4 separate regions of the Homo sapiens genome follow, and regions 1, 3 and 4 are each linked to region 2. Evidence: chromatin loops called from intact Hi-C (ENCODE). Cell type or tissue: endothelial cell of umbilical vein. All regions are shown on one strand.

The links. Hi-C counts contacts between places; a loop is a spot of excess contacts. Peaks named below come from ENCODE experiments on the same cell type or tissue, not always from the same donor. Only the 100,000 strongest peaks of a DNase experiment are listed, where the experiment ranks them.
Region 1: a loop joins it to region 2, with 7 times the contacts of the local background. A loop is called at or near these places in 25 of 110 quality-filtered maps.
Region 3: it touches region 2 in a loop (6-fold over the local background); 55 of 110 quality-filtered maps call a loop at or near these places.
Region 4: it touches region 2 in a loop (14-fold over the local background); 73 of 110 quality-filtered maps call a loop at or near these places.

What each region holds. Positions count from the first base shown.
Region 1 is chr2:85,298,635-85,303,634 of GRCh38, reverse strand. It overlaps TCF7L1 (transcription factor 7 like 1), which reads right to left. Exons shown (of 12, transcript NM_031283.3): 5 at 1,019-1,151. Among named protein-coding and RNA genes, the nearest start is that of TGOLN2, 27 kb to the left of the region's middle. In endothelial cell of umbilical vein, CTCF peaks have their summits at 3,105 (motif pointing right) and 4,678 (motif pointing right); DNase peaks (open chromatin) are centred at 3,114 and 4,694.
Region 2 is chr2:84,492,604-84,497,603 of GRCh38, reverse strand. It overlaps a transcript of DNAH6 not described here. Among named protein-coding and RNA genes, the nearest start is that of DNAH6, 21 kb to the left of the region's middle. In endothelial cell of umbilical vein, a CTCF peak has its summit at 1,885 (motif pointing left); DNase peaks (open chromatin) are centred at 1,863, 3,303 and 3,903; H3K27ac peaks cover 2,491 bases.
Region 3 is chr2:84,862,864-84,867,863 of GRCh38, reverse strand. All of the region lies in intron 2 of TRABD2A (TraB domain containing 2A), which reads left to right. Among named protein-coding and RNA genes, the nearest start is that of TRABD2A, 16 kb to the left of the region's middle. In endothelial cell of umbilical vein, a CTCF peak has its summit at 2,480 (motif pointing right); no DNase peak of the experiment used is centred here.
Region 4 is chr2:84,628,390-84,633,389 of GRCh38, reverse strand. The region is part of intron 29 of DNAH6 (dynein axonemal heavy chain 6); the gene reads right to left. Among named protein-coding and RNA genes, the nearest start is that of DNAH6, 110 kb to the right of the region's middle. In endothelial cell of umbilical vein, a CTCF peak has its summit at 2,105; no DNase peak of the experiment used is centred here; H3K27me3 peaks cover 403 bases.

The DNA.
Region 1 (5,000 bases), 810 kb before region 2:
TGATACAGAAGCCAGCGTCCTGGAAGAGAGGGACAGGACCCACAAGACCAATGACAAGAGTCACTGGTGAACCAAGTCTCTAGAAAGCCCGCCTCATTCATGGAGAAATAAACTTTGGATTCCTCCTCCACATGTGTCTTCCTCATTATCTGTAACTTGTAGTGACTGTTATTTCTCCAAAGAGGGGCTCCAAAAATGCTTTGCCTTCCCCTGGCAACTCTGTGTGAATGCTATAAAGACAGTGGCTCCCTGGAATGGACAGGTCTGGTGGGCAAGTTAAAAAAAAAAAAAAGAAAAAAAAGCCAGTTCAGGTTGGGCATGGTGGCACACCGGTAATCCCGGCACTTAGGTGAGTTGACTGCTTGAGTCCAGGAGTTTGAGACCAGCCTGGGCAACATGGCAGAAACCCATCTCTACTAAAAATACAAAAATTAGCTGGGCAAGGGCATGGTGGCATGCGCCTGTGGTCCCAGCAACTCGGGAGGCTGAGGGAGGAGGACTGCTTGAGCCCGGGAGGTCAAGGCTGCAGTGAGCTGAGATCACACTACTGCACTCCAGCTTGGGCGACACAGCAAGACTGTCTTAAATAAATAAATAAATAAAAGCCAGTTTGGCCTCACTGCTTTACGGTTGCACTTCTGTGTCTGCTTAGACTGATGAATCTATTTAAAAATGTTCAGTTTAGGGCAAACATGTCTTGGTGTAGGGAAGCACGGCCCACAGCTGGGCTAGACTTGGGCAGAGCCACCCCACACACTGCCTATGGAGCCAGGCCCTGTGCTTTACTGCATTTAATTCCTGTGGGCCTTATCGTGACCCTATGGTGGAGAAGGTACAGGGGAGGCACAGATGAAAAAAAAAATGACAAGGCTAAAGTTAGCAGACAAGGTCCAAAGACTCCTGAGACAAAGAGCCATGATTTGAACCCAGGTCAGCCTGATTCAAGGGCTGTTATGTTCCCACAAAAGAGAAGCCCGCCTGCCCTGCAGCAGCACTGCCTGAGTGGCAGACGACTTACCTGTCTTTGGATCGATCTCTGGGGAGAGGTGGGTGGGAGGGGAGCCGGGGGAGAAGTGGTCATTGCTGTAGGTGATGAGGGGAGTCAGCGGATGCATGTGATGCGGGTGCTGAACGACAGGAACTTTATTAGACTGAAAGAGACAAAAAAGACCAGGAATGGTTGCCAAGGAGATGGAGAGTATGACCAGCTGTTATTTATGGAATCAAGTAAGTGCCAGGTATTTTCCAGGCAACATCCCATTCAGTCCTCAAAACAGTCCCTGAGAGATGACAGCAGTGGACACAGCAGAGCAGCAGGACTTGAGAAGGGATCACACCCACCCTCCATCGCTCCCCTCACGTGCACTGTGTGTGGGAAACAGTACAGGCTTCTGGGGAATGATCTGCGCTGTGTCATCTCAAACACTACAGGCTGCTGAGGGATGATCTGCGCTGTGTCATCTCATTGAATCTAAAAAGGTTTTTTTTTTGTTTTGTTTTGTTTTTTGAGATGGAGTCTTGCTCTGTCACCCAGGCTGGAGTGCAGTAGCATGATCTCGGCTCACTGCAGCCTCTGCCTCCCGGATTCCAGCAATTCTCCTGTCTCAGCCTCTGGAGTAGCTGGGATTACAGGCGTCTGCCATCACGCCTGGCTAATTTTTTTGTATTTTTAGTACAGATAGGGTTTCACCATGTGGGCCAGGCTGGTCTTGAACTCCTGACCTCAGGTGATCCACCCGCCTCGGCCTCCCAAGGTGCTGGGATTACAGGTGTGAACCACTGCGCCCGGCCCTGAAAAGGTTTAACACACATTTTTCAAATAAACTTCATAGAAACAGTTGCTCTCAGGTTCAAGTCTGGGACTGGGAACAGGGCAGGGGGAGAGTTGCCCCCATTAGACCTCATACTACCAAGTCTCATATTCAGGCTTTACAGACACAACCCTAAAGCACTTGAAACACTTCTCTCTGTAACACTTTACTCTGCTGACCTCACTACCACATTCTGTGTAAAACACCACCAAATGGAAGGAGCACCATTATTTTATAAAGCTATTGAGAAAAACGCTGGCACGCCACAGACACATCTTCAGAGATGTTAACATGGGAAAAACCTGTGCGTTCTACAATTGGTAAACAGAATTAACTTTTTAATTGTTTAAACCTAATCTGACTTATCCATAAGGCTTTTTATTTTAAAAACATCTACAGGTCACTGAACCCTGCATTACAAACACAGCACCAGGCATAATTTCTACTCCTTATAACCTAGAAAAGAAGCTGTGATTACCCCCATTCCAGAGATGAGGGAACAGCCCAGAAAGATTACATGACTTAGCCTGGGACACGGTTAGTAAGTGGCAGAGCTGGGATTCATATCAGCTGTTTATGGCTCTAATAAACAAGAATGTTTTCTCTTGTACAACCTGTCTCTCCCAGAACCTTCTCAAAACGTAAAACTTATCTGTCACAGAGAAAGGACAGAAATTATGTTTTTTGATAATAAGATAAGTGAGTTACAAGTGGAGAAGAGATTTCTTTTTAAAAGAGATTTGTGGCCGGGCACGATGACTCATGCCTGTAATCCCAGCATTTTGGGAGGCCAAGGCGGGCAGAACACCTGAAGTCAGGAGTTCGAGACTAGCCTGGCCGACATGGTGAAACCCTGTCTCTACTAAAAATACAAAAATTAGCCGGGCATGGTGGCGTGTGCCTATAGTCCCAGCTACCCAGGAGGCTGAGGCAGGAGAATTGCTGGAACCCAGGAGGCAGAGGCTGCAGTGAGCCGAGATCGTGCCACTGCACTCCAGCCTGGGTGACAGAGCAAGATTCCATTTCAAAAAAAAAAAAAAGAGATTTGTAAAAAAGATGATTTGGAGGTAACCCAAGGGCTACAACTCCAAATGGCTATATTCCTCTTTGAATTTTTCATTTCGTAGATTCCATGAGACCTTTCTTTCCTTTCATGTGGTGCCTATTTGGTACTCATAATGCAAACTCCAATCCATAGATTTCCTGGGTATCCTTGAGCTCACCACAGCCTTGTTCCTTTTCAGTGTGCCAAGCAGAGAGGAGAGGCGGAGAATTAAACCGTTTATAACCATGACCACCAGGTGGCGCCAGCACACAGCTGGGCCCTGCTGGTGGCTGGTGGGCTCACTGGATGTTGCATCATGAATTTAAAAAGTACTGTCTTCTTACTGTTTTCACCTGTCCAATTACTCGTTTTTGAAGATATCTCCATATACATGAACATACAACACAAAAATATTAAAAATTATTGTAAGATCAGATTTCCAGGAAGCCAATGCATCTTAATGATAGTTTCTGGAAACAGCTTTGTCTAAAGGGTGACTTTTAGTAAAATAAATCCAATAGAATTATTACCAGCGTGAAAATACATAATCACAATTAAAAAATACATAAACTCTGTAATTTAAAAAAAGGCTAAATAGAAGCACACCAAAAATGTAAACAAGTTATATTTGAGTGGTGAAACTATGGGTAACTTTGTCTTTATTGTCTCTCTTTCCATATTTTCCAACTTTACTTTCACCATGATCTACTACTTAAAAAAATATACTATGAATAACACAAACTTTCTAAGAAAGAAATGCAAACTATATCATAATTGTATCACAAAGCATTTAGACAACATAACTGCACCATCCTAACCCTGTCGCTATGGTCATTTTGGCATATCTCCTTTCATTAAGCCTTTCTGGGCATCAGTGTGTGTGTGTGTGTGTGTGTGTGTGTGTGTGTGTGTGTGTGTTTGAGACAAGGTCTCGCTCTGTTGCCCAGGCTGGAGTGCAGTGGTGCAATCTCGGTTCACTGCAGCCTCTACCTCCCAGGCTCAAGCAATCCTCCCACCTCAGCCTCCCAAGTAGCTGGGACTACAGATGCGCACTGCCACACCTCGCTAATATTTTGTAGAGACGCGGTTTCACCATGTTGCCCAGGCTGTTCTCGAACTCCTGCGCTCAAGCAATCCATCCACCTTGGTCTCCTAAAATGCTGGGATTACAGGTGTGAGCCACTGTGCCGGGCTCAGTGGCTCAAAATAAAATTTTATTCTATTTTGAGACAGAGTCTTGCTCTGTCACCCAGGCTGGAGTGCAAGTGGTGTGATCTCGGTTCACTGCAACCTCTGCCTCCTGGGTTCAAGCGATTCTCCTGCCTCAACCTCCCAAGTAGCTGGGATTACAGGCACCCACCACCATGTCCGGCTAATTTTTTTGTATTTTTAGTAGAGATGGGGTTTCACCATGTTGGCCAGGCTGGTTTTGAACTCCTGACATCAGGCGATCCCCCTGCCTCAGCCTCCCAAAGTGCTGGGATTACAGGTGTGAGCCACCACGCCCAGCCTCTGCATCAGTTTTAAATTTACATTTATTTACATCATTTATAGCTGTCTTAAAAACTGGTGATAGTATTAGCAAATCCTGATTGCTCATGTGCTGTATTTGGCCTGGGGAGAAACCAGCAAACAGGACTCAATGGGTAACAGAATTAAGTATTAGGTTGGTGCAAAAGTAATTGTGGTTTTGGCCATACTTTTAATGGCAAAACCACAATTACTTTTGCACCAACCTAATACAAAGTAGGGAAATTTTTATTTGAAGATCTATGTATAGTTGTCGAAATGCTGTGTGAGTTCTTACCGTTTCCCACTAGGTGGCATCATTGTCCAGAAAATGAACCGGGAGGGAAGGCGGTAAGTAGATAGTGGCCTCCTAGAAGGAAGGTTCTCCTTGCAGGCTTCTGTCCCAATAAAAGTTCCTGCTCATTACTCTCCTCAGCTGCCCCCAGGGGCAGGATGTTCACAGCATATACCCAAACCGAGGACTAGGAATGTAGGGAACCACCGCACACCCCTCTGTGGATAACCCCAACAGGGACAAAACACACAAGCGTGGGCATGGGTGTGCATGGCCAGGAAGCTGAATCCAGATGCATCCAAAGAGCCCCTGAGAGCCACCTCAGACCTAAATCCTTCAG
Region 2 (5,000 bases):
CTTAAAATTCTGGGTTGGTAATCCTATTTCACAGCTAAGATTCAGAGAGGTAAAGTTACTCTTCCAAGGCTACACAGTCAGTAAATTGCCAGTAAAGGACATAGTCACCATATGACCTAGGTATTTTATTCTTAGGTATTTACCCTTGCGAAATGAAACAAAGTCTATATCTGTACAAACACTTGCATGTGAATTTTCATAGCAGCTTTATTTGTAATACTTCTCAGCAATAAAAAGGAACAATCTGTTGATACATACAACAACATGGTCATATCTGAAAAACATTAGCTGAACGAAAAAAAAACCCAGACACAAAAGAGTACATATTGTTGTGACTGGGCGTGGTGACCCATGCCTGTATTCCCAGCACTTTGGGAGGCCAAGGCTGGCGGGTCACTAGAGGTCAGGAGTTTGAGACCAGTCTGGCCAACATGGTGAAACTCCGTCTCTACTAAAAATATAAAAATTAGCTGAGCATGGTGGTGCGCACCTATAGTCCCAGCTACTTGGGAGGCTGAGGCACGAGAATTGCTTAAACCCGGCAGGTGGAGGTTGCAGAGAGCCAAGATCGTGTCACTGCACTCCAGCATGGGTGACAGAGCGAGATTCCGTCAAAAAAAAAAAAAAAAAAAGAGTACATATTGTCTAATTACAATTATATGAATCTCTAGAAAATACAAATCTAATTTACAGTGATAGGGAATAGATCAGTTATTACCTGGGGCTGGGAGAGGGGTAGGAGATTAACTGGCAAGGGGAACAAGAAAATTTTGGGGAGTGATGGAAATGTTTTATATCTTGGTAACTTTGGTGGTTACATGGGTATATAAATGTGTACAAATTCACTGTACTGAATTTCTTAGAACATGTGCATTTTATAATATGTAACTTATAACAATAAAATTGATTTAAAATTATATTTCTAGTATTAGACCTCAAAATCACAGGTGGGAGTTTCTAAACATACAGATTTCCAGGACTCATGCCAGATCTGATGAATTAGAATCTTTGGCATTGGCACCCAGGCAAGTATTTGCTTGAAAAATTCTTATAGGTGATTCACATGAATATCTCTGGTTTAGAACCACATCTGCAGGTGAAGAAATATAAAGATGAAAATATTTTAAAGTTACATTAAGTATTAATGTCATAAAACAGTTTGCATAACATGATTATATTTTTGTAAGCCCAGAATATATATAAACTCAGAAACTACATAGAAGAAAAACATAAATATTTAGGAGATTTATGGTTATTTTTATGTGATGCCCTTTGCTATTCTGTGTGTTTAAAAATAAAGACCATATCCTACTTTTACAATGAAAAAATTAGTTACTTTTAAATTAGCATAAGAAGGCTTAAAGTGGAGGGACCATGAACTTGGTGGAGGCCAGGATGAAATGGATCAGGAGCACTGCTGAAAGATTTAGTTTTTGATAAAAAGAAATGACATCTGTCCCATGTAGATGGAAGAAAGGTGGCAGTGGGTTAGGTAAAGTGATAGATTTGGGGCCTTATTTATTCTATTTCCTCTCTGAAGCAGGAGATGTGGTCAGCTGCTGAGAAGCGTGGAGGTGGGAGTGGGAGAGGCGTCATATAATTTATACGGGAGTTAATGTCTCTTCAGCCTTGGCTGTCCAGTGTAATTTCAGGGTCTGTGAACTGCTTACAATTGTATTCATGTTTGTGTGCGTGTATTTCTTTGTCTGTAACGTTGATAAGATTCTTAAAAGAGTCTGTGACCAATCACCTCTCAAAGATGAGAATTAGACATAGTCTGCAAGTGGGGCACTCTTAAGTGTTGGCATAAGTCACGGGCTGCTTAACTTTCTGAGGGGTTTGTGATATCGTATTCTGTTGCTTCATCACCACCTCGTGGTCAAATATATGCATTACCAGATTTTGTATCAGGGCAATGGTTTCTTAAATCTGAAAGGAACTTGAGGCATTATATGGTCTAATGCCCCATTAGTTATGAGAATTAATAATTATTATAAAGTTTTCCTTCAAAATATTGAACCAATGTGAATATGTATGAGTGATGAGCCCTGCCAAGCCTAGATAATTACATTTCAAGACTTAAAGGTCTTTGCAGAGGTGATCTCTAAGTTAGTGTTTTTGTGATTTGAAAAGGTCAAAGAGGCTGGACGCAGTGGCTCATGCCTGTAATCCCAGCACTTTGGGAGGCCAAAGTGGATGGATCACCTGAGGTCAGGAGTTCGAGACCAGCCTGGCCAACATGGTGAAACCCTGTCTCTACTAAAAATACAAAAATTAGCAGGGCATGGTGGTGCATGCCAGTAATCCCAGCTACTGGGGAGGCTGAGGCAGGAGAATCGAGTGAACCCGGGAGGTGGAGGTTGCAGTGAGCCGAGACTGCCATTGCATTCCAGACTGGGCAACAGAGCAAGACTCTGTCTCAATAAATAAATGGTCAAAGGGCATTTAAACTTAGTTGCATATTAAGATCACTTAGAGAACTTTGAAAAATTCTGATGCCCAGGCCACACATCATATGAATTAAACTCTCTAAGAGTGAGAGATCCAGACATTGATAGTTTTTCTAAAGTGTCCCCTACCCCAGGTGATTCCACAGAGACACATCTGAGAGCCTCTGCCACAGCAGCTTGCTATTCAAGGTGTGATCCATTGACTAGCAGCATTGGCATCACCTGAGAGCTTGCTAGTCATGCAGAATCTCAGATCCTGCTCCAGACCTCATGAATCAATCTGTATTTTAATAATTCCCAGGTGGTTCAGTTCATATTAAATTTTAGAAGTGCTGCCATGGAGAACAGAATTGGTGTCCAGTAAGTCTGCTGGATATGGAAGGCTGGAATGGTGCCTGGAAGGTGAGTTTCTCATCTTTGATCACATCCAGTTACAGGAAATGCATTATATCTGTGCCTCTGTTAGATAGTTCTAATTTTCAGAAAGTTCTGTTTTGGGTAGATGTCAAAATCTACTCTCTAGTCACTTCTACAAACTGTCCCCGTGTTTTTTTCTAATGTTTGAATGCAGATATTATTCTACTCTTAATTTTCCTTCTTTAAATCTCTCCCTCCTAACCTTCCAGTTTCTTTAGTCCGTGTATGATATTTTTGCAGAACTCTCTTTAGTAATTCTACACTAAAAATGGCTCTTGGGACTGAAAGTGGGATTTTCGATGTGATGTGACATAATGAGTACAGTAGGAAAATGATTCCCCTTCATCTAGAAATTCTGCTAATGTCTCCTTTTTGCTTCCTGAAAATCAGGATATTAGTCATGGTCTTCGTCAAATGCTACATTATAGAGAACCTGTATCCGGCAAACAAATCAACATTGATGGTCCCAGGGCCTCAGATGATTCATATGCTACCACTAATAGTGTCCTGAGCTCTCAGAGAGAGACCAACGTGTGAGTCCTGGGCTGAGGTTTTTTGGACCTTTGTCTCCAGTGCAGCCAGACTCTTGTCCCCAATCCCCTTCTCCTAGGACCACATCCTTTCACAAAGACAGCCCTTCCCTCAGTGTGGCTGACAGGGAAAACCTGCAAAACGCAACTGCTGCCTCTGATCTCACTCTGTCCATTCTGTCTTGCCTTTGACTCCAAACTCAAACTAATGACAACCACTCCTGTTCTTACTGTGGCCTTAGTTCCTCGTGCTTGACCATAATACACCTTGTGTGCCTTGGTGGGGAGCCTTGCTTGTTGTCACAGTCTCTTCAAACTGAACAAACAGCCTATCATGGACCAGTTTCATATCAGTTATCCTTGTTAGAATATTTGATATCAGCATCTCACCCCTTTACTCATCTTTGGGCCTGAAGCTGTTGTGTCTACCAAGGATGTCCCAGCCTAGCTTCCTCTTGGACCATCTGCGTCACTTGTATAGCCATCCAGTCTTCTGGCGCCGATTCCTTCTGGAGCCTTTCAGTGATGACTCATTTACATAACTTTTTAACTCCAGGAATTTAAACTATGTAGGCTCAGCCAACGATTTTTGCTTATAGAGTTCAAATTAGCATCTTGGAGAGAAATTTTTCAGCATTTGTTGAGTTTTGAAAGCTACGTGTATCTTTTAAAGGTAGTTCCTCTTTTATAAATTTGACTTTAAAAATATGTGATCAGAGGCACAAAGATATTTATTTAAGGATTTTAATGGAAGCTACATTTAAATAAAATATAGTATCTAAACTATGATTCCCAATAAGTTGCTCTAGCCAATTAAAACGATGAAGGAGAGTTATATGTATTGACATGACATGGGGCAATATACTCAATATACTGCTAAGTGAAAATGTGAGTTTCAGAATATTATACATTATTTCATTTTGTTTAAAAATATACATATGGTATATAGTCTATATTTATGGTACAGAATTTGTATACATATATTATCTACATATAGCACAGAGCAGGGATTAGCAAACTCTAATCTATGGGTCAAATCCAGACTTCTACCTGTGTTTTTGTAAATAAAGTTTCACTGGATCATAGCCATGCCCCTTTAAAATAGTAAATAAAAATATTTACTATCTGGTCCTTTAAAGTAAAGATTTCCCAACCCCTGCTATAGTAAATATATATACATGTAGTATATAGAAAAATATATAGAATATACAGTATATATAGAAAGCGGTCACCATGTCAAGATAAAGTACCATTTTTATTTTAGGAGACTGAATCTTCTAGAAAATTTCTCATTGCTGTCAGCTTTTGCTTGTGTTATGATTTTGTAGTTTGTGTCATTATTTTTTATTATCTTTAGACATATTGGAACTCAGTAAGTTAATACTAGAAAGACTCCAGAAATTGTGGTTTCAAATGGTAAGAAGATAGTGACACACAGTGGGCAATAGCAGTAAGCTCTGAGAATTCATTCCCCGAGGCACTTAGGTATTTGGATAAAAAGTGTATGACAAGATTATTCCCATAGATGTAAGAGCAATATGGCATTTTGACTATACCAAACTAATTTTATTTCTTCTTAAAACCCCACTAAAAGAATTTCTTT
Region 3 (5,000 bases), 370 kb before region 2:
ATTTCTCTGATGGCCAGTGATGATGAGCATTTGTTCATGTGTCTGTTGGCTGCCAAAATGTCTTCTTTGAGAAGTGTCTGTTCATATCCTTTGCCCACTTTGTGATGGGGTTGTTTGTTTTTTTCTTGTAAATTTGTTTGAGTTCTTTGTAGATTCTGGATATTAGCCCTTTGTCAGATAAGTAGATTGCAAAAATTTTCTCCCATTCTGTAGGCTGCCTGTTCACTCTGATGGTAGTTTCTTTTGCTGTGCAGAAGCTCTTTAGTTTAATTAGATCCCATTTGTCAATTTTGGCTTTTGTTGCCATTGCTTTTGGTGTTTTAGTCATGAAGTCCTTGCCCATGCCTATGTCCTGAATGGTATTGCCTAGGTTTGCTTGTAGGGTTTTTATGGTTTTAGGTCTAACATTTAAGTCTTTAATCCATCTTGAATTAATTTTTGTATAAGGTGTAAGTAAGGGATCCAGTTTCAGCTTTCTACATATGGCTAGCCAGCAACACTGTCTCTTAAGATAACATATTTCAGAGATATTTTAGAGCACTATAATTATAGACTACAGTGTCATGTTGATTTTATAACACATTCTTAGGGTTTGTGTAGGTGTTTAAGATGTATAAACTAAATTTCTTATAAGACCTTGAGGTTAAGCTAGCAAGGTAGAGTTGTTTAAATTCAGGAGGAAAACGACTTGTTCTTAAAAGTCTTTTTTTCATGTAACTTCCCCATGTTTCATTTCTAGAGATAAACAGTAAAATACTCACAACCTGAGTATACAGCCCAATGACTTTTTTTTTTTGAGACAGAGTCTCACTCTGTTGCCCAGGCTGAAGTGTAATGGCACGATCTCAGCTCACTGCAGCCTCTGCCTCCCAGGTTGAAGTCATCCTCCTGTCTGGGATTACAGGCACCCGCCACCACGCCTGGCTAATTTTTATATTTTTAGTAGAGATGGAGTTTCACCATGTTGGCCAGGCTAGTCTTGAACTTCTGGCCTCAAGCGATCTTCCTGCCTCAGTCTCCCAAAGTGCTGCGATTACAGGCGTGAGCCGCCACACCTGGCCTCAGTGTATGACTTTCAACCATCACTTAACTTCTCTAAACTTTAGTTTTCTCATCTTTCCAATGGGGATAATAATACTTGCCCTACCATCCTGTTGTCAGAAGCAAAAAAAAAAAAAAAAGCAGGAAATTGGAAAGCACTTCATAAATAAGATATAAGCAGAAGGGAGTGAACATACAGTGCCTACCATGAGACAGTCCTCACTGATAATTTTATATTTAACTCTCAAACTTCTCAAGATGAGTGGTATCATTGATTTTGCAAAGGGAAATTGTTTTTCTTCTTGGTTTCCTATAGACAAAGATTTTTTTTCAAAGAAGTTAAAGGAAAAGAGGACAGAAGCATAAAACAGAAGGGCTAGCAGAGGTTGCAAATAAGAGGCATATGGGCTGAATCCGACTTGCAGTTCTGTTTTATGTGGTTAGCATGATTTTTTTTCTTTTTTAATGACTAAGTTGACAATATTTAAAAATTGAGAAATACCATATGGAGAACAGCCTGGATTCTCTTGGGCCATGCTCCCACATAGCAGCAGTTGGCTGGACTGAGCACTGGCCGCCCCCTTTAGATGTGGCCAATATTGTCTTTCCAGTTTGGCCGCAGTCCCCACTCCTCCCTGTTACCTTTCACCTAGACATCTTGACTTCTTTTAACTCATCTGCCTGGCCCCTGTAGGCCTTGTGGCTCTTGGTTTGTGGGGTGTAGTCCCTGAATCTAACTGAAGTCTGGCAACAGGTTAGGACCCTGACACGGATGCCTGGATTTGATCTTGTCATCTCAGGGCAGACATCATCCTTGCCCCTCGGTATCGAATCAAGTTATGACTCCTGTTCTCCTTCACCTGAAGTTCATGCCTGCTTGGTACTGCCAGCTGCATTGGCATTCCCTATGTGAAGGAAGCACATAGCTTGGACCTGGAGGCTCAGCGGAGTGGGCTCAGCAGGGTGGTGTCTCACTTCTTCTCTGTCTGCACAGGTAGGTTCCCCTAGAGAAATGGTCTTGCTAAATCCCATCTCCATGTTCACACATCACCAGGCATCTATGGACAGGCTCCGGGCATAGGGAATTGCAATGCCTGCTCTGCCCATCTAAGCATAGGACTCTCCTGTCCACTTCCCCACCAAGTGATCGGACGTCGTGGTGGGGTGGGGCAGGAATCTGGGAAAGCTCCGGTCTCCTCAGCATGGAATCTGTCCTTTGGGACCCAGTCACATCTTGGCTTGGGCTCTTTCTTGTCATATCCCTAAGTGAACATGAATGTAGCCAACAGTTCTGGAGTTTCCCTCTGCTTTCCACATGCAAAGCCTGCATCTTTGGGCTTTCAACATCCTAAGAGGCAGTTAGTTGGATGTAAAACTCCTTTTGCAAACCCCAGAGTTGACGCTGAGGTGCTCTTATTTGAATTGCTACTGTGCAAAGCATCACTTCTTTGTTATTGTTTACTCTTGCCAATAGATGGCACTAACATATTTCATATTTGCCTTTTTGGCTGTCATTCTTTTGTACTTTCCAGGAGGATGGTCACTGCCAGTTCTTGTTCTTCAGGACCCTAACAACTCACTTTCTCTTTTTTTTTCCCCACAATGCAACATTCAATAGTGGTTTGGGCTCAGTGGACATACTTCCAGATTGTATGAAACTGCAATTCTTGAGCTATAGTTTTGGGGTGTTGGAGAAGATGGGGAGCAAGTTGTCTTTAGTTTGGTCGGTCACCTAATAGAAGAAACAGATGGCTCCAGGATGATTCTCTGGAAAGGTCCAGGGCAGAGTGGAGTGGTTGAGGCAGCCCACTCCCCAGGAGCCCTGTGGTCTGACTGAGGAGGAAGGGGAAATTCCTAGAAGGATGCCACCTCTCTCAGCCTGTGGTTATTAAGGGCTAGGTGGATGCTGGAGGAGTGGGAGCTGGGGAGGTGCTAGATGGCCTGAGGAAGACTCCTGTGGAGGAAGGGGTCAGATTCTTTGAGGATGGGGTGGCCTGCCAGGCCTAAGGAGAGGATCCCGGGGATACCATGTGGTGCCTTGTTTTGTACTTTGCAGGTTTCTGCATATTCTCACATCAGTGCCATGGGTCTTAAGAACAACCCCTGGGGCTAGGAGGTCTCTGTTCCTAGAGGCCAAGGCAAGATTGTGGGGGGTCAGCCAGCAGAGGTCACTGGGGATGGTTTCCTGCTGGACTAACCCGAGAGAGGCCCATCTGGAAGCAGAGGGTGGGCTGGCCTGGGGTCACAGCAAGAGTTAGTGCAGGACAGGCCTAGGTTCTCAGATCTCCTGTTTCTAATCCAACTCTGCCTCTGAGTGTCATGCGGGACCCCTATTGACTTCAGTGGGGATGGCACTAGGTTCAAAAGGCGGAAGAAGAGACCCAGAGCCAGCAAATGAGACACAGGGTTTATTGAGAGGACTGACTTACAGGGTGATCCAGTGGCAGTGGGCTGGACAGGAGAATCCCAATCGCTTGCAAAAAGCCTGCAGTTGATAAATCACCTTCACTTAGCACCTGCTCCTACATGGCAATCCTCATTTAACTCAAAGCAAAGGGCCTCAATCCCTTGTGTGGTCCATGTTCCACAGGATGGGCCAGGGGTTCACATGTTCCTTATAGACAAGGAATGAATCTCTGGATTCCTTAGCTCGGAATTCTGAACACACATTCTTCTTCTGAAGTTATTGCTGTCAGGTGCACCTACACTGAATGCTGCCAACTGCCAGACTTAGAGGAGTAATTGGCTGAGGGATTCTGGCTTCCCCATCATAAATTCCAAAAAAAGCAGGAGATCTCATTAAAAAAAAAAAATTGACTATGATGCTCATAGATGACTTTTCCACATTTTCCATGATCGATTTGGAAGTTGGTTGAAGATGGAGATCCTGACATTCTATTTTTCCTCGATAGTCTTGGTTTAAAATAAAGGCCTAGGAAAAATATGTGAACTTTCTGAAAGAGAACTCTTCCCTTTCTCGTCAGGAGATCGAGACCATCCTGGCTAACACGGTGAAACCCCGTCTCTACTAAAAATACAAAAAATTAGCCAGGTGTGGTGGCGGGCGCCTGTTGTCCCAGCTACTCAGGAGGCTGAGGCAGGATAATCACTTGAACTCGGAGGGCAGAGGTTGCAGTGAGCCGAGATTGCGCCACTGCACTCCAGCCTGGGCATCAGAGCGAGACTCTGTCTCAAAAAGACAAAAAAAAAAAAAAAAAAAAAAAAGAAAATTTGAATAGAGCCTTTCTAAGAGCTATGTAGATATAGACTGGCATCTTAAGATTCACATGGGGCCAGGCGCGGTGGCTCACACCTGTAATCCCAGCACTTTGGGAGGCCGAGGCGGGCGGATCACGAGGTCAGGAAATCGAGACCATGGTGAAACCCCGTGTCTACTAAAAATACAAAAAATTAGCCGGGCGTGATGGCTGGCGCCTGTAGTCCCAGCTACTTGGGAGGCTGAGGCAGGAGAATGGTGTGAACCCAGGAGGCGGAGCTTGCAGTGAGCCGAGATTGCGCCACTGCACTCCAGCCTGGGCGACAGAGCGAGACTCCGTCTCAAAAAAAAAAAAAAAAAAAAAAAGATTCACATGAAGTCTAACCTTTTGGGAGCAATTTGCTTTTATCTCAGTCTTTTGCTTTTTTACATAATTTCCCAACACTGCTATGTATTATTTCCTGTTCTTAGGCATGGTTGGGCTGAAGTGCTGCAGTTACTGTCGGTACCCTGGGAGTCTGACACGTCTATTCCTTGGATAAACCATGTCCCGGCTTTCACATAGGCGTCAATACAGATGTTGTACGTGGACCGTGTCTTCACAAATTAGAAGTCTGGGTGGGTTCTTAGCTCTCTCGGGAGTGTCTTTTGCAGTTATTTTTTTCATGTTGGACATCCCTTTAGTTTCTGATTTTTTTGAGCAGAGCAGAAAATCAAACCAACGTTGTACCTGAATGGCTGG
Region 4 (5,000 bases), 140 kb before region 2:
TTTTAGTGCTGAGATCCCCACCAGGCTAAAATGAAGGACTGCCTCATAAGCAAAGGGGGAGATCTGCCTTGGGGAGATATTAATATTAGGAGATACTGGGAGACGATATTAGGCTTGGGAGATAAGGAAAGCAGAGACAAGGAGAGAAAGATGGTTCCAGACTTCCACTTCAGTCGCCGAGATTCAAAAATAATAAAAGAAAGTGAAACCCACTGAAATGTACTACTTTAGAAGGAAAATCCTTATTATTTGGCATTCGATGTGGGCTTTCTCACTTACTGGCTGCTCCGTGTGCATACATTCTATGAAGAAGCCTGCTGGCCACACATTCTATACTTCCACAGAGCTCTTGGTAGTTCTTTCATTCAAGGAAGGGGCATTTGGGGGAAACAAGCTGTTTACACTAATTAAATTAGTCCTTCATCTATACTTATGAACCAATAGGTGAAGATTCAAGAAAGAGAAAGAATGAGAAGAATAAACTAACGGGCAACTTTGGAGAAAGTGGAGATAATTTAGGGAACAGAAAGTAATTTTACAAAATTGAAATGGAATCCTCAGAGAGATCTGGGAGGGAAACACATTCCTAAAATAAAACAAGATACTCTAAAAAAAGGGATTAGTCAGAGATAAGAAACAGTCCCTGGAAATTAGTAATAATATAGACAAGGTAAGAGAAGTTGAATGAATGCATGGAATGATAGCATGGACAGGACTAAAGACTAAGTTGGTGTTCTGTACAACAAAGCTGCAGAATGCTTCCATATTGTAGAGGAATGGTCTTCATACTTAGCATACATGTAAGTCCTGGCATACGTGGAGACTTCCCAAGGGATACTTTTGAACAGTTTTAAAGGAAGTAACAAAGAAAATTCCAGATCTTGATCTGTGACACAGACTCTTTGCTAATATTTTTCTCTTTGAGAACATGTCTGTGGTCATGGTGGTTCTTCATTTCCGTTTGCTCTTCAAAAATGACCCTCTTTCTCTGCCACTCCTGGCTCTGCAGTTTGTGCCTGGCTGAGGAGGAGAGTGGGGGGTTTGAAATCCAGCCCTGACACGGCTGGTGACTTGGTGAACGCGTGCCACAGGTGTAGAGGCTCAGCAGATGATACTGGCAGCCTTGCTCTTATCCAAACCAGATCTTACTGTGGTGCATTGCCCCAGGATGCAAAAACCTCCAGGGTGCCAAACAAAGGAGCAGTTCCAAATATTGATCATGAACGCAGGAATGCTTGCAATGACTGACTGGTTAACAAATACTTTTTCAAGTCAGGTGATCTCCAATTCTTTGTTTTCAACAAAAGTGAAGGACAGGGTCAATGCCTACAGGCCAAAGATAACCAGGACATACCTGTAGTCAGACGCAATTGGGTTTACCACTTGTTCCAACAAGGGAGACCACACTCTGTGGGGAACCAAGGTTTCTCTTGGTAAAAGGATATTAGGAGGACTTGTCATAGGATTTGGGCTTATGTTAGAAAATTCTGGGGAAGGGTCAGTGAAGAAGGGTTTTGCTCTATTAGTTTTTAAGAGCTACTATAACAAATTGCCATAAACTGAAGGGCTTAAAGCAGCAGAAAATTATTCTCTCACAGTTCTAGAGGCTAGAAGTCTGAAATAAAGGTATCAACAAAGCCATGCTCATTCTGAAGGCTCTTGGGGGTAGGATTCTTTCTTGCCTCTTGGTAGCTTCTAGTGGTTGCCGGCAACCCTTGGGATTCCTTGGCTTCTTGTACTGCATCACTCTGATCTCCACCTCCTGTGTATCTTCACTTGGCTGCCTTCTCTCTGTGTATCTATATCTACATTTTTCTCTTCTTACAAAGGCACTAGTTAGTTATTGGATTAGGGCCTGTAGAATTCCAGTATGGCCTCATTTTAAACATCTGAGTCTTTATAAATGTAAAGGCCCAAATTAGGTAACATTCACAGATATTAGGCATGAGGACTTGAACATATTTTGAGGGGACACAATTCAATCCACAACACTGTGGATTAGGTGCTGGTAGGAAGCAGGGGCAAGTTTATGATGGATATAATAATAACATTATACAGGAGGCTGAGGCTGTCATTGGTAAAGGTGAAGCAGTTACACAGCTTAGCCTGGAGAGGGGGATATTAGATTATTTTTTGTGGTTTGGACAGCATTCTTGTGTGTTTTCAGACACGATTATGGCATCTCATTCCATAATGGATGCATCGTGACCTGGTCTGTAGTTGGTGGTCTGTGAAATTGTTTGTGTTCAACCGGAGAAGCAAATAGTCTGAGTCAGGTCGGCTCTCAGCGGAGAGCAGTCAGGGGCTATTTTGTTTTGTTTTGTTTTGTTTTTCAGAGACGAATTGTGTAGCAATTAATTGACCATTAGAAATAAGTTTTGGTGTTATTTCTATCATTTTATTTTGTGATGATTTCTACTTTAAAAAAACTTTTTATTTTGAAAAATTTCAAACATACACAAGAGGTGAAAGAAGGTATATGCCACCCAGCTTAAAATTACCAACATTCTATTTTCAAAATACTCTCCAACATTTTTTGTTGTTATTTTAAAGCAAACCCTAGACATCATATTGTTTCACAATAAACTCTGTAACACATAAGAACCCCAAATTACCCAAATCAATACTGCTAACCTACCCAAAGAAAAACCCATTACTTAATATCTTGTTCAATTGTCCTCAATGGTACTGATATTATCCTTTTACAATTGGTTTGTTCCGACAAAGATACAAGCAAGGTACAAACATTGCATTTGGTTACTGTGTCTCTTAAATCTCTTTAAATTTATAGCAGTTCCCTGAATCCTCTCTCTTTTATGCAATTTATTTTTGAAGGTCTGTAAGTTATTTTCCCTATAGAATTCCCCTGATTCCATATTTAGCTGATTGTATTCTTGTGGTGTTAACATGGTCCTTTATCTCATACACCTGTACTTCTTGAAAACTGGTATTTAAATCTAGAGACTCCATTAGATTCATTAGGTTGAAGTTTAATTTTTTTTTGAACAGGAATAATTCATAGCTTGTATATCATAACAGGAGATATGTATTTTTTGATTGTCAAAGTTGTGATCGATGGATTACTAGTCTGATTCGTCCATTATAAATTTTCCAATTAGTCTTTAGTGGTTTTAGCAATGATGGCCATTGCTAGATATATTGTTTTTTGAAGGTTGCAAAATAGTAATTTCTAATGTTATCATCCCTTCTGCATTTATTAGTTGTGATTATTCTATAAAAATTTTTCCTCATCAACTTTTTTATTACCCCAAAAAACAGTCCACAGAAAAGGCAGGATAAATACTTAATTCTTTTTCTTTATCAATTTTTCAAATAAGTTGTTTCCCTGGAAACCTCTAAGGTAATCAATGAGTTTTTTGTTTTACATTTTTTGGTTAATCATTGTATATTCATGAATTTAAAAATGTTTTATGTGTTTTGATCCATTCCAGTTATTATTATCATTCTTGCATTGTCCCATCTTTGGTCAATGAGATCCTCTTTAGTAACATTCTGATTATTGATATGGTCACATCAATTTTTGGTATTTTGTTGTGGCTATTTCAGATAGGACAGGATGTTGCAGGCTCATTTTATGCATTTCCTGCCCCAGACCTAGAACCAGCTCTGGTTACTTTCAGTAGGAAAAGGTACTTAAGACCACAGTCTGGGTACTAGAGGTGATCACTATTTTTAGGCTGTCAATGTCCCTTTTTAGAGGACAGAACTAAGAGATAATACCTAACTGAGAGAAGAAATCAGTATCAATAACATATTAAAAACACTATTAATCAATTTAAAAAAGCATAAGCAAGCCAAGAGAACATGGAGAAAAGATGTAAATAGGTATTTCACAGATGAGAAATCCTACAGTATAAACATTTGAAAAGACATTCAACCTCATTAGTAACCAGGAGAATACAATGGGATACCATTTCATACTCCTCAGACTGACAACAGTTATGGAACCTGACAGCATGGGCAAGGATGTGGAGCATAGGCAGCTCTTATACATTTGCAGGGGGAGTATAAATTACCACAATCACGGAAGAAGCATTTGTCCTTATTGAGTCAATATGATACGTATATGTACCTTGAGACCAACTCCTATATTCCAAGCCAAATAAACCAGGCACCCATTCACCTGGAGATCTGTGTAATAATGCTTATTGCAGCATTGCTTACAGTAGCAAATACTATATTAGAAACAACCCAAATACCTATCAGAAAGAGAATGGATGAAAAAAATCATAAAAACAGAGCAGTGAAAACGAATTAAAAAAATAGAGCTATAGTATTAGCCTGGATGAATCTCATAGACAAAGTGCTCAGTGGAAAAACCAAAATGTAGAATGTAGCACACAGAATGATACTACGTTTTAAATTTAGGACCACACACACACATATGCACACATGTGAATAATAACCCCCAAATTCAGAATAGAAGTTACCCCTGGTGAAGAGAGACAGAGGATTTCAAGTGCGCTGGTAACATTTTATCTCTTAGCTGGGAGGTGGCTAAGTAGATATTCATTATTTTATTCTTCATATCTTTTTATGTTTCTAAATTTGCATATAATATGTATTTTTTTTTAAAATGGGAGAGAACATTTGACTTGAATCAAAGGACGTGTTCAAATTCTTTCTCTGACATTTTCTAGTGGTGACTGCTGGCGAGTTACTTCACTGCTCCAAATCTCACTCCCATCTGTGCAGTGATGACAACACCTATCACAGAGGAATGCTGGGAAGGTAAATCAGATAATATGCCTTCTGCTGAGTCTAAACACAAAGTCTCAACCCAGTGCTTGAATATTTCATTTGCTTTTTGTAGAAAGGAAGAGCTTCAAAGTAGACCAAATCCTGAGGAAAACTTTAGGGCAAAAGAGTTCCTGGAGAAGCAGGAACTAGGTCTTGGGAAAGGTAGTGCATCTGACCAAGGATCTGTAGTGTAACCTCCTCCTGCCCAAATCTCTCCTCTCTCTTATGAAGTTGTCAGG